Regions from separate parts of the Homo sapiens genome. Here region 1 is linked to region 2. Evidence: chromatin contacts called from ENCODE Hi-C or POLR2A ChIA-PET data. All regions are on one chromosome and are shown on one strand. Each heading gives the region's core, a stretch centred on a gene start or an enhancer-like site at or near the end of the contact. The rest is flanking DNA. Distances are from core to core; before and after follow the strand shown. Region 1 has its middle 110 kb from the start of LINC02458. Region 2 has its middle 110 kb from the start of DUSP6.

What was found. A loop is a pair of places that touch in the nucleus more often than their neighbours do. ChIA-PET counts read pairs that join two places held with the same protein, here RNA polymerase II (POLR2A). Pooled maps may share reads with other maps.
Region 1: a pooled map shows a loop between it and region 2 (5-fold over the local background). The contact joins two enhancer-like sites. A Hi-C loop is called at or near these places in 6 of 50 pooled maps. POLR2A ChIA-PET finds 5 or more read pairs at or near these places in 2 of 52 experiments (PC-3 and activated CD4-positive, alpha-beta memory T cell).

The regions. Positions count from the first base shown.
Region 1 is chr12:89,130,431-89,138,035 of GRCh38, reverse strand. No RefSeq gene overlaps it. Among named protein-coding and RNA genes, the nearest start is that of LINC02458, 110 kb to the right of the region's middle. Within about 2 kb of position 1,900, at least 3 of the 41 ENCODE cell types and tissues checked have a DNase peak (open chromatin) inside an H3K27ac peak, as active enhancers do.
Region 2 is chr12:89,242,843-89,249,681 of GRCh38, reverse strand. No RefSeq gene overlaps it. Among named protein-coding and RNA genes, the nearest start is that of DUSP6, 110 kb to the left of the region's middle. RefSeq lists an enhancer at 1,653-2,254. Within about 2 kb of position 4,826, at least 3 of the 41 ENCODE cell types and tissues checked have a DNase peak (open chromatin) inside an H3K27ac peak, as active enhancers do.

The sequences.
Region 1 (7,605 bases), core at 651-3,150, 110 kb after region 2:
TTTCCTGCAGAACATTCTGGAGAATGTGAGATTTAACTTTCCAGCCTGTATCTCACAGCAGGAGGGCATGCTAGGAGATTGAAATGGTTGTTAAATGAACCAGTCTTCAGCATCTGCCACAATTATCATTACCAAATTGTGGCTCATTCTTTTTAAAAAAAAAGTTTAAAAAAATTTCAATAGGTTTATGGGGAACAAGTGGTGTTTGGTTTCTTACAAATGAGTTATTTAGTGGTGATTTCTGAGATTTTGGTGCACCCATCACCTGAGCAGTATACACTGTACTCAATTTGTAGCCTTTTATCCCTCACCCCCCTCCCACCTTTTCTTCTCAGTCCCCAAAGTCCATTGTATCATTCTTATGCCTTTGCATCCTGGTAGCTTAGCTCCCACTTATGAGTGAGAACATCTGATGTTTGGTTTTCCATTTCTGAGTTACTTCACTTAGAATAATAGTCTCCAGTTCCAACCAGGTTGCTGCAGATGCCATTATTTCATTCTTTTTTATTGTTGAGTAGTGTTCCAAGGTATAGAAATATACCGCACAAATTCGGCTCGTTCTTTATTGTTAAGCAGGTGTTTTAGAATATCAGGTCTTGGCTTACATACTGTTAAAAAAAACTTTAGCCAAATTAAATTTAAAATAGTTTAATTGGGCAAAGAATGATTTGCAAATCAGGCAGCCTCCCGAGCCAGAGTGGGCTCAGAGACTCCGGTGCAGCCACGTGGTGGAAGAAGATTTATGGACAGAAAAAGGAAAGTGACATACAGAAAATGGAAGTGAGATACAGAAACATCCAGATTGGTTACAGCTCGATGTTTGTCTCATTTGAACACAGTTTGGACAGCTGGCCACTTTTGATTGGCCAAAACTCGGTTATTGGTACAAGAGTATACTAGAGTCTGTATAGAACTCCATAGGTTATAGTTTATGATATACAGAAAAAACTTTAGGGCAAACTTAAAATATGTAAGGAGGCAGCTTTAGACAAAACTTGATTTAACAATACTGACATAATGATTTCTAAATTGGCCCAGCATTGAAGGAGAGACGTGGCAGTGAACTGACCAGTAAGTGAAACTTTTGTGGATAATTCTGGTAGTATGCTGGCAGAAAACTTAGCAGATTCTGGTCCTCACATTCCTGGGATTTCAGGATTCACAAATCTCTTCCATTTGAAGACACACTTTTATAAAGATAACCTGGTAGCTATAGCAACCCAACACTGACAACTTTGTTTCTGGTGACCCTACTGTTTTTATTTAAAGCACTGTGTTTCTGTAGTGAAGGACTATTTATTGACATTGGAATTTTTGAAAAGTAATATTTGACTACAATATGTTAACTGTAAAGACTCATTCTACCATTAATTATTTTAAAGCATATATTGGGTTAAAACTGTCATTGGCCCTAGGAATCAGCAAATCTTCCTATAAATTCTGAAGCTTGAGATGTCTTAGTTTATGATTAAAAGTATTTCTGTGTAAGTGGAACTGGAATGCTGTAGGCAGGTAATACTGAATAGAATCTAAGACTGATGCATTCTTCTTGGAGTCCTCATTTGTATTCCATGGCAGAACTCACTATAACTGTGCCATTGGGCAAAACATCTAAGCTGTTAAAATAGAGACTCATGGTGCAGTGGCTTAAACAAAATAAGTTTCTCCCTCATGTGTCTGTCCAGAATAGGCAATGCAGGGCTGTTATATTAACTCTGTTATATTTAACACACAGCTTCCATCTCTGTGTCCAAATTGGCTATAGCAACTCTTCTCTAGCTGGTGAGAAGGGGAAAAGAGGAAGTGAAGGGCACATCTCTTCTAGTTAAGGGCAAAATCTACAAGAACCCTTAACACATCATTTCTGGCTCACAGGTTGTTAGTCAGAACTTAGTCACAAAACCACACCCAGTTGCAAGAGAGCCTAGGAATTGCCATCTAAAGTTGGAAAGCTTTGAACCTAGTGAAAATTTGGGTGGGGAATTATATTATTAATAGTAAAAAGAAGGAGCACATAAATATTGGTGGAAGGCAAACAGTCTTTGCTACAATGGCTTGTTAGAAATTGTGAGTTGGTTTTCTCCGTATCAGAGCTGCTTTGTGGGTGGAATTCACTGTGATCATCTGTGCTGGAAGTAGGGCTCCTTGATAGGGTCAGTGAGGAGGGTCTTTTAAATTAATTTCCTGGTATACAGATCAGGTAATAATATAATCTCAGTGTTGAAATGGATCTTAATTGTCACCTAATTCAACCACTCACCTGAGAATCTCACTGAAGCACCTATCTTTTAGACTTGCCCAGTTTCCTATGTGAAAACTAAGGACATGCACAAAGTCACAGAATTATCAGTGACAATCAGGACTAAATCCAGAGAAACTAGTACATTTCAATTTCCTTCTTTTGTTCCTAGATAAATCCTTCTGAGCTTAGTTTCTATTATGCTATGGTCAGAGAAAAGATATTTGTGTTTATTATAAGCTATAACAGTCTATGTGTTTTTACGGTATGTTAAATGCTATAAAATAATTAAGCTATGATATTGATTTATAAGGCCCTTCTTTTGTTATCGTAACAGTGGGGTCTTAATAGAACATAGGTCATGGTTGCACATAATTGGATGATTATATGTTAGTGAAAAGGATATTGAAGTAGAATTCAAATGACCAGACCCACTCTTGGCTATCTAATATCTGTATGACTCCGGGAAAAATCATTGAACTTCTTTGAGGCTTGATGTATTTTTGAAATAAAGAATTGAGCTAGATGGTAAAATACTTAACCATTAACATAGCACATATTCCAACCAATCAAAACGGATGCCAGTCATGAAAAATTCAATTGGGTGGACTAGTGCATCATGGAAGAATGTCACCCAGGTTTAGTGCTATAAATTTTCTCTTGAACCTCAATTGTACACTGTAAAAAGCCATGACCTTAGCCTGCATTTTTTTTTGTTTGTATCATCCTTAGTACTTACATAATGAAAGAGTACATTGAAGCTTCCATCTGACGACTAGATGTTATTTTTAAGCCTCAAGTTTCAAATAAATATCAGAAAAAGTAATGAACGCCTGTAAGATGGTTCTGGAACAATGAGCAAGTATTGTCTATTTAGAAATCCCAGAGTTTCCCAGGTCCTTCTTTAAAGTAAATTTTAAAACAGTGTAGAGACTGGCTTCTAAAATGGCAAGAAATCCATTTAGTCATAAAAGAAACAGTTTCTAGAGCCTAATTCAAAAACCTGTCACATTTCATCACATTTCTAAAGACCTCATTGCCGAAGAGAGGACAATTGTGTGCCTGTACGTAAGCCTGAATATTATCTTTAGTGAGGCCTAGAGATAAATGTTGCAATGAGAACAGGATCCATTTAGGGTGAATTGGACAGAATAATTCTAAGTTATGGCATTGAAATTCCCACTTCACTTATAAGAATGAGATAAGGCAAAACACTCCAGTTAGTGGAACATGAGCTACTAATTTCCTGAAAAAGACAAAAGGAGGGGAGTGTATTGCTCTTACATGGAAGGAACAATTTTCTTCAGTCTCAGTGCTGACAATGAGAGACTGTGACAAGGGGAAAGTGATAGGAGAGGCAGCCTTAGATCAAAACAAAGAACAATGGAAAGCTAAACAATGACTCTTATCAGTTCCAAAGGTGAGTTCACCTTCCTGGCTTTTGGCCGTCCTGTTCATTGAGTGTTGACATGCCTCCATTGACATGCTTCTAAGAGGGCTGAGTCTGTTCTCTGCATCTGTTCTCTCTCTCTCTCTCTCTCTCTCTCTCTCTGTGTGTGTGTGTGTGTGTGTGTGTGTGTGTGTGTATGTGTACATGCATGTGTGCATTTTAATTATTTGTAAATAGCGCTTCTTCTATGGTATTGTTTCTTGGCTCCTGAAAAAGCTGTGGTTCTCTTCCAAATGCATAAACATGGAACTATCACCACAATCTCACCTTATGTACTTGAGAATGTGGGAGATGGATATATAAAAAACACTGGATACTTTGTAACGGAAACCAAGTCATCTTCTAAGATGTGAAAACATTAAAGTTCAGATAATCTGCAGAGTGAGGGAAGGCACTCTAATCCCAGAATTTCACTGATTAAGGTAGTGAATCCTAGGAAATATGGCCCAGTTATCCCAGCTCACTCACCTTCTAGACTTTCTAACCATCTTCTTCTCACCTTTCCTTTCACTCCATCCTGGAGGCTTTTACCAGACTTGCAATTCTGCAGCCATGGAAGAAGTGGGACCCTTTATACTAGACAGAGGAGAAGGAGATGAGGTCCCATCATGACCTCTGACAGCACTTTTATTTATCTTTCTTCTAGGACATCTAGAGTGGCTTCTCAGTTTTTCTTCTAAGAGGGCTGATTTTTTGAGGCTTTTAAACGCTGGGCTGGATACAGAATATAGGAAGAAGAAAGGACTTTTGGTACTGTGTTATCAGGCTAGCTGGCCTTTTCCACACCCTGGCGTCCTGAACCCATCACTTTCCTTCTCAACGTCCTTGGATACACCATATTGATGTATAGGGTCTTGTGATTCCTCTGCAATTCTTTTGGGATGAAATGAATTCTTTCTCTCTTTCTCTCTCTCTGCTCTTCCTTCTTTCATTTCTCTCTTAGTGTGCATTTTTCTTTGTCTTTCTCCCTGTACATGCCACCAAAAAAAGTCTTCATTTTTCGTTGAATCACTTCCACATTTCAGAATAATCTTGGGAAGATGTATTTCTATGGGGTAACTATAAAACCTAAACTATCTGTAAGTTCCTCCCTCCTCCATGGTGAAAGTTACATTCTATAATCAAGATGGCTTTGGATCCCTTTCCCATATTATTCTGATATAGTATGTTTCCACACTAGACTGAATCCATTTGGCTAGAAATGGACAGATACTATTAGCTTGACCTTTAGGAGGTAGGATTACAGTTTTATAGGGTAGCTAGGAAAGGTCTTTGAAACATGCATAATGAAGTTGTGGGGTAGAAAGAAAGAAGACTTTGGGATTACTCCACCTTTGTTTCAAATTTCAAGTTTGCCACTCACTGTGTGATATTGGGAAGGTTACTGTAACTTCTTTAATCATCGATTTCCTTATTTGAAAAATAGAGGTAATCATATCTAATATCACAGGATTGTTGAAGTCAAAGCTTAGCCTTGAGAAGATGCCTAATAAATGTGAACACCTCAATTTTCATGCTGACAAGAAAAGCACCAAATCTTATAATCTTCTTTCCTATTAATTGCACCTGCAACTTATTGAGGGCTTACTTTTTGCTAGCCACTGTTCTCAGCATTTTGTCTAACTTAATTCTCACTACAATCCTATGATCTAGGTACTAGCTATACTTCAAGCCGACTAGTGAACAACAGTGGCTGTTGTGGGTTTAAGTGACTTGCCTGAGGATGTCCAGTTAGTAAGCAACTCAACGCGAGAGTTGGACTTGGCTTCTCCCTGGCAAGCTGACTCCAGAACCCTCTCCCTGAACCTCACTCCACACTACCTCCCTATAGCATATATTTCGGGCAAGGATTTTCCTGCACCCAAAAGCAGAATGTCAAAGATACAGAAATTAAAATAACTCTTCTGTGATCAATGGGAAGAGATTAGTGTTTCATTAAGAGCCGCTGTTGAATTGAACCGCCATTGAATTGAACAAGGGCTCTTTACTTGGATAATTATTGTTTGTATTCAGCTTAGACTCATTGTCTGCAGGTTCTAGGATCAGTCATCACAGGTGGAAGGCATAACTTTCTGTACTGCTACATTAAAGCTGAACAGTGCCAACAGCCAGGCATCTGCAGTAATTGCTTTCATGTATCGAGGTCTTGAGGCATGCCTGTGAAAGTTAGAGGAATAATATGGATTTGTAAAGAATGAATTAATTTATTGAAAATTGAACAATGTTTTGAGGTTAAGAGTATTTAAAAAAATTTAAGGTCTAGTTTTTATAGAAAAAATAAAAATGTCTTCCAAAGAGTAAACCCCTTTTCCAAACTTTCTCTTCTGTTGCATTATGTCAACATATGAACTGATGAAGCAAAAAGTGTGAGTCCAGAAATGGCAAAAATCCAATTTCTGAACCACAACATACATGAGTAAAAAAACCAGAGATGATCTGTAGGCAGTCGATTAACATGGTTCCTGAACTTGGATTGCTGAAATTCAAGCTGAATCCAGCTTACACACTGTACCCCAAAGTCTCAATTCTCTTCAGTAGGTTTCCTCTCCTAGGTTCTTTCAGAATCTCTGTTAGAAAATGAAGATGAATTTGCTTGTGATTTGTATATATGTGTTATGTGTGATGTGACATGTGTATGTGTGTATTTGTAAGTGGTTTGGGGGTGTGTATATGTGTATTGTGTTTGTGCATATGTGTGTTTTGGAGTGTGTGTATATGTGTGTGGCATTTGTGTATTTGTATAGGGGACAGATAGATACATGGTGGCTGTGTATGTGTGGTGTGTATTTGCACACAGTGTGTGCATGTTTGTGATATGTATGTCTATGCATTTGTATTTGGAGTTTGTGTGTTCTGTGTTGTGCATTTGGGCATGGGGGTGTGTTTGTATGTGGTTCATATGTGTATGTAGTGAATTTGTATGTGTTATGTGTACATGTGTGTATGTGGTATATTTGCATGTAGTGTGGGGCTATGTCTATATGTGTTGCATATGCATATGTCTGTGTATTTGTGATATATGTGTGTATATTTGCATTTGGGGTGATGTGTATATGAGTTTGTGATAAATTCATGTGGTGTGTATAGTCTGTGGTATGTGTTTGCGTTATGTGTTTATGTTGTATATGCACGTGCATGGTGTATATGGTGTATGCATGATGTGTATATGTATATATTTGTATGGCATGCAGTGTATGTATTGGTATGTAGTAGTGTGTGTATGCCTGTGGAATGTGCATGTGTGTGGGCTATGTATTGTGTGCTTTGTGTATGTGTATGTGTGTTTTCATAAAGCATGTGTGTGTTTGGGGGGGTCTTTTATTGGCGTGTTAGTGTGAATATGTGTGATATATTGTATTTGGTGTGCATATGTCATGCATGTGATGTGTGTGTGTGTGTGTGCTGGCATGTACACATTATAGCTGGGTACATATATGTGTGGGTGGAGGGAGAGAAAGGGTGTATGTGGTATAGTTACAAATAGTCATTTATCCATTAGTAGTTTCAGATTCATTGAAAGGCTATTCAAAGCTATTATTGCAATTAGTTCAGTCTTGAAATAAGCTAAACACAATAGTATCCCCAAAATAATTCTGTTTCTTTCTCTTGGCTCTTCCAAAGTCATGATAGGCTGTGGACAGGAATGCCTAACCAGTTGGTTCTAATAGGCTTCCTTGGCTCCCCATGTCCTCTGGGGAGCTGGCTGATGTTGCAAGGAAGTGAAGGAAAGGCCTCGAGGGCACTGTGAGAGTGTTAAAAAATAGAGTAGGCCGGGCGCGGTGGCTCACGCCTCTAATCCCAGCACTTTGGGAGGCCGAGGGAGGCAGATCACGTCAGGAGATCGAGATCATCCTGGCTAACAAGGTGAAACCCCGTCTCTACTAAAAATACAAAAAATTAGCTGGGCGTGGTGGTG
Region 2 (6,839 bases), core at 3,577-6,076:
AGCACAAACTTCCACCTACAGGACAAATGAACAAAACAATTGTCTTAATGTTATATGAATGGGTGCTCATGGTTCAGAATAAAATTTCTTTTTTATAATACTTTAAAAAAATAATTTCAACTTTTATATTAGATTCAGGAGGTATGTGTACAGGTTTGTTATGGGTATATTGCCTGATGCTGAGGTTTGGGGTATGATCGATCCTATCACCCAGGTAGCGAGCATAGTACCCAATAGGTAGTTTTTCAGTCCTTTACCCCTACCTCCCTCCTCCCTGTAGTAGTCCCCAGGATCTATTGTTCCCATCTTTATGTCCATGATTACCCAATGTTTAGCTCCTACTTATAAGTGAGAACATGTGGTATTTGGTTTTCTGTTCCTGTGTTAGTTTGCTTAGGATAATGGCTTCCCGCTGCATCCATGTTGCTGCAAAGGACATGATTTTGTTCTCTTTTATGGCTGCAGAGTATTCCATGGTGTGTATGTACCACATTTTCTTTCTCCAAGAGGATAAAATTTCTGATGACAGCATTAAACAACCCATGTGAAAATGAAGATGATTTGTGAAGACTGTCAGGTGACACTAATGTCAATGGCGTGTATTAAGAATTAGAAAAAAAAAGAATTAGAAGAAAACTTTTATGAAATGTGAGGGTGACAAAAATTTCTAAATTGATATTTTACATGATTTTAAATATCTATGACTAAATTAATAAATTATTAGACTTTTGATTATTTTATCTCTATTTCTAAAAGTTTATATAGTTCCAGTTGGTGAAAAAACAGTTTTTAATCTTCTCCTTGGGAAAATAGAAGAATTCCTTATATTCCAAAGCATACAATAATTTATCCAAGTTCACATATCTGAAAGTGGGATGCTTGAGATTTGAACCCAAGTCTGTCTGCTTTATGGGCTAGTAGTGATTATTGGTATAATGGATTTCCAAAATCCCGGTTCTGGGGACTGTGATTTAAAAAAATCGTGTCTGTGTTTGTGCTGCCGCATTCTTTTTCTAAGTGTGTTTTGCAGAGTTGGTAGAGTGAATGCATGCAAGGATCTAAGAAACGAAGTGCCCTGTCGGCATATAGGTGCAGTCAGAACGAGGGTTCCAGTGTGTATTCAATGATGACTGTCAAGATTATTATTCCTTTCTTTTGTCCTTCTGTTCAGTAGCTCATTTTTACGTTTAAAGGGGAAATACTTTTTCCAGAATATTTTTTTTTCACAGCTTCATTCTATAGAGGGGAAGATGAATCTTCAGCAGGTAAATGCACTTCCAGGAATATATCTGGCCCATTATAATGTAGACATTACATAAAGAGTCTTAGGTAGGTCATAATACCTCTCTAGCCCCGTCTCCTCATTTGGAGAACAGGGACATTGATCTTTTATAATTATTTGTCCTCTCTCCAGTCACCCCTCCCTCTCCCCCTAAAATGGGAAGCTATTTGGAATAATGCTTATGCAATAATCCTCTTGCCTTAGGATGAGTAATTATGCATAATGGAAAACACATGAAAGTATCTTGTAAGACTATTAGCTTCCTCCTCTCCCATCCACATACCCCTACTATCTACTCCCATATATTTTGCTAAAAGCACCTGATATAAATCATGTGATACTACTTCTTGGTTTAATGCGCCAAATATTGTATTCCATTTATTGCCAAAGGCTACTGAAGCCTGCCTTTACTCTTTTATATAGGACACTGACTTTTTCTCCTCCCCCGGTTGAACACTGCACGAAAGAATCCAATTTATTAGGCTAGTGGCTGTTACTTGGATGTGCAGACATATGGTCCACAAACTGCTTCATTCTGTTTTAAATAAGTTCCTCCTGATGGGCTCCATTCTCCCTGCCATTTATGCCACAGGTGAAGTAATGAAGATGCTTATTGTGGCTTCCTGTTAATATTCCAAGGCCGGAGGCTCTGAACAGCAGGATGTCTGTTCTCCAGCTGTTTTTCCAACAGGAAGAAGGGATAAAATAAACAAAGCACACACAGTAGTTCATTTGAAACCACAGGTAGTCCACAGCTGCAGTAAAAACAATTCAGGGTTGCCAAACTGGTCTACCATCATAGATCACATCAGCAAAAGCAACTTCAAAATACTTTCAGGGTATTTGAGTTTCTTTCACATTCTTCATATCCAGAGGGAGCTGACGTGTAAATCCAGGTTTGGATCAATGAGAGCTAATTCTCCTGCTTTTTAAATGATTTTTAAGTGGAGTTCTATGCAGCAGAAATGAGGAAATCTTGGTATAAACATGCAAAAATTACTACCATATACTAGTTTGATCTTAAATTTGAATATAAAATGTAAAATGTATCTGAACTGACAAGTTTCAAAATAAGAATCTCGTGTAACACTCTTGCTAATATCTTTTACGTGATATAGAAAACGTGAATAAATATGTAAGCGTCATGTGAAATCTTTATTGAAGGAGAACCCAGAACCCGGTTCCTGGGCCAATTCAATACAGATATAGATATATAAGTTTGGAGTCCTAACCTATTTTTTAAATATAAGCTTGATGGCTTAAAACTTAAGACAATAGATACTATATAAGGCCAAAATGCATTGTTGATTTATTGCCAACATGAGACTGCAATTCTCGATGTCCATGACAATGTGTCCCCAAAGAAAGATCAACTTACCTCTTAGTCATCTATAAGTTCTAAATCTTGAACTTTTGAAATTCTGACAATGAATTCCCAAAGACTCTTTTTTTTTTCTTTTGAACAAGGTGTGCATTTATTCATCTCAATGAAGCAATACTCAGTGCAAGGCCAAGTATGATTCAGAACAAAATTGAAATTGGATTAAACAAACCATGCAAATTCACAAGCTTGAATGGCTATAGACACTGTCAATGAACACTGGTAGTATTGAAATGGACTTACCAAGCCAGTCAGCCATGCTTACCTGTGTGATAGTGGCCACGGAAACACATATGCACTATGTTTTATTATGTTTAGTTATTTGCTACGTTTAGAGCTTATTTGCAAACTTCTGGTATTATTTTTCTTATTTTCTTTTCCTATAGTCACCATTACCTAGGTAAAAATTGACGTTTGTGGATAGTATTGTCTGAGAAGTTTGATGGATATCATAGTTTCACTCAAAGGTAAATGGATGCTTAAAAACTGCATTTGCACATCCTGGGATTCAGTTCTGTGAATATTTTGAGACTTGTTTTTTTTGCCGGCTGTAACCAAGACTTACTATACCAATCTTAATTTATTAAAAAAAAAACCCCAATAACAACAAATACCTTAGGTTAAGAAACAGGTAACTGGATTAAGGCTGAGCACATAATCCCTGCTAACCTTGTGGTATGGTAGAAAAAGCACTGAGCTTGAAGTTGGCAGACACAGGGATACATATGGTCTTAGCCTTCATGTATCATTCAACAAATATTGACCAAGAACCTGTAAAAGGTTATTGATCACAGATTCTGTACCCAATAGTCTATGAGACACAAATAAAAGATACAATTGCTGCCTTCAGAGTGCACATGAACTTACTAAGAACACAGACAGGAAAACCAAGGATCATACCACAATGTAATGAACGTAAGAGAGAGCTGCTTAGCTTACCTTGCCTCTCCTATTTTATTACAATTTCTTTTTGGGGGGAATCACCTCTCCTCCTTTGTGTGAATTTAAGTGGGATGATAATTTCTAGTGACCAATGCTCACTAGACAAACTGAAAAGAGTGATCTTCCTCTCCCACCCTAGCACAGTCACAGGCTAGTTCAGACTAGTCATGAGACCCAAGGTTGGCCGATGAGACCCTCTTTTAGGATGTTGATACTAGGATGGAGAGAGTATATTCAGGGCATTCTGAACTGAAGTGAGGTAGAAACATCCAGTCCTGATGCTTTCAAATATAAGACAATTATACCCTCTGGTTCTTGGTTTTAACTCCCCTAAATCTTGGGCATTTGCAAGCTTGTTCCTCTATCTGCTATTGAGCCGCTGATACATTATACTTCCAACAAGTTCTCTTTTGGATTATTGGTTCTGGTTCTTGGCTTTAACTCCCCTAAATCTTGGGCATTTGCAAGCTTGTTCCTCTATCTGCTATTGAGCTGCTGATACATTATACTTCCAACAAGTTCTCTTTTGGATTATTTTGATTCAGTTCCTAATGCTTTCAGCCAGGGATCATGAAAGAGTATCATAATCTAGAGTTGGGGTGAAGGGAATAGTAGCTGTGGCAAGAGGGCAGCTTGGAGGAGGTAATGCCTGAGCAGTATCTTTAGGGACAAGAAGGGATTTACAAAGTAAGGAAGTGGGGGAAGGGAATTAGAGGTAGAGGAAATACCACATGCAAAGGTTTGGAGGTTAGAGCAGCTAGGGGTCGGTGTCACTCAGAGGAAATGCAAGTAGCTTTGGCGGTTGCTTTGTAGTTGTATATGTGTGCACATGTATGAGTGAGACAGAATTCGGAGAGCTGATGCCTGATAGGCCTCTAAAGAATATGTGGTAATCAGCTCTTTCCTCTATTAGCATAAACTATGCCTTAGTAATTGGGATGGTATCTAACCTGGCGTGGCTTCGAAAAGAGGCTTAGTAAATGTGTAGTGAAAAGATGTGACTGTTGAATTCAGTTCCTCTGAAATACTTTCTCCAAGATTTTTGGAGTTGGAAGGACTTTGTCAGGTCACCTGTGTCCTGGGTGCCAAAAATCTATGTCTTTTCTGGAGACTGTCCCTCAAAACTGTTAATTCTATTCCCTAGTTTAGGCAATATTGCACAGGGAACATTCCAGGCAGTTGGAAACTTTTCCTGTTTACATACCTCTGGAGAAGGAGGGACCAAGCATCATTCCTGTTGGACCCTTCAGTTTGTAGCAATGTTTTCTGCCAAGTAAGTTCCTCTTTATCTAACCGAAGTCATCTATGCTGCAACTTGCCTCATTTCCTGTTGCTCTCCCCTTAGAGGGTATGAACAGCATGGGCTTGTCACCCTCCTTGGTAATAACAACCTTTCATATGCTTGACGTTGATTACTAAATTGCCTTTAGCTTTCTCTTCCAGTTTTCTTAGTCTGTTTTTCAGCCTTTAATCATCTCTGTGGGTCTCTTCTCAACCACGTCCAAGTGCACAAAGTGCCTCTTAAAGCAATTTTCAGTTTCAAAACAAAACACCAAACTTCTAGGCTTGTTCCAACTGGCAAAATGAAATGACTTTCTAAGAAAAAAATATGAAAAAAAAAGATATTTCAGGGGTTCCTGGAATGTGAAATTATACTCTAACCAATTAAAGCAGGAATAAATCTTTTGATATTGGTCTTTTCAAGCTGATTTAGTTTTAAGTGAGGTTCTTGTCAAAAGAGTCCCTAAAAGAATTAGGAAAGATCAACATAATAAATGTTTATAGAGCACCCACTATGTGCCAGGCATTTGGCATGGTACTAAGAACTCATAGGTAAACACGACTTGATTCCTACTATCAAAGAGCTCATGGTCTAGGAGTTAAGGCAGAAATAAACAAAAGCCATTCAGTGTGATAGATACAATGGCAAATAAGAGAAAGAGGAAAAGTGGGGGCAGAAAGGAAGAAGGTGGCAAGTCTAGCTGGTGAGGTCAGGCTTGAGCAGATTCTTGAAAGAGGACTAAGAGGTTTTCAGTTTTGGAAGGTAGGTGAGGAAGGATGTTCCTTTTCTGGGCAGAGAGAGCAGCATGATAAGAGGTATGAAGACACGAAACAGCATGATGTATTTGGTGATTAGCTTAGGATGCCATAAGCATGTGGCAAGAGATGAGGATGAGATCACAGAGGGCTTCATGGACTACTCAGAGGAGTTTGGATTTTATGTGGCAATGGGAGCCATTAAGTGTTTGTGAGCAATGTAGTAATTTAGGAGAACTAGCTGCCTAGAAGAATCACTGGGCTAAGCAGAGCATATCAGAAGGAAATGGGGCTGAAGTATGGTTGTCCTGGAGACTGACACAAGAGCTAAGAGGTGGTGTGATTGACAGATGAGAAATGATGTAGACTGGGTGACCTGTGGCTCGGAGGAGATGCTCAATGAAGAAATTAAGAAGGAAATTGAAAAATGTCTTGAAATAAATGATAATAAGAACCCAACATACCAAAATCTATGGGATATAGCAAAAGCAATACTAAGGGGGAAGTTTATAGCTGTAAGTGCCTACATTGAAAAATAAGAAAAAATTCAAATAAACAACCCAATGATGCATCTTAAAGAACTAGAAAAGCAAGAGCAAACTGAATTCAAAATTAGTAGAAGAAAATAAATAATAAAGATCAGAGCAGAAATAAAGGAATTTGAAATGAAGAAAACAGTATAAAAGATCAATGAAACAAAAAGTTGTTTTTTGAAAAGTTAAACAAAATAGGCAAACATTTAGCCAGACTACCTAAGAAAAAAAGAGAAAGATCCAAATAAATAAAATCAGAGATGACAAAGGATACATTACAAACAATACCACAGGAATTCAAAGGATCATTAGTGGCTACTATGAGCAAGTGTTTGTCAATAAATTGGAAAATCTAGAAGAAAAGAACAAGTTCTTAGACACATACAACCTACCAAGATTGAATCGTGCAGAAATCTAAAACCTGAACAGACCAATAATGAGTAACAAGATCAAAGGTGTAATAAAAAGGCTTCCAGCAAAGAAAAGCTTGGGATCTGATGGCATCACTGCTGAATTCTACTGAACATTTAAAGATCTAATACCAATTCTACTCAAACTATTACAAAAAATAGAGGAGGAGGGAACACTTTCAAACTCATTCTCAATATTACCCTGATACCAAAACCAGACAAAGACAATCAAAAAAATAAGAAAACTATAGGCC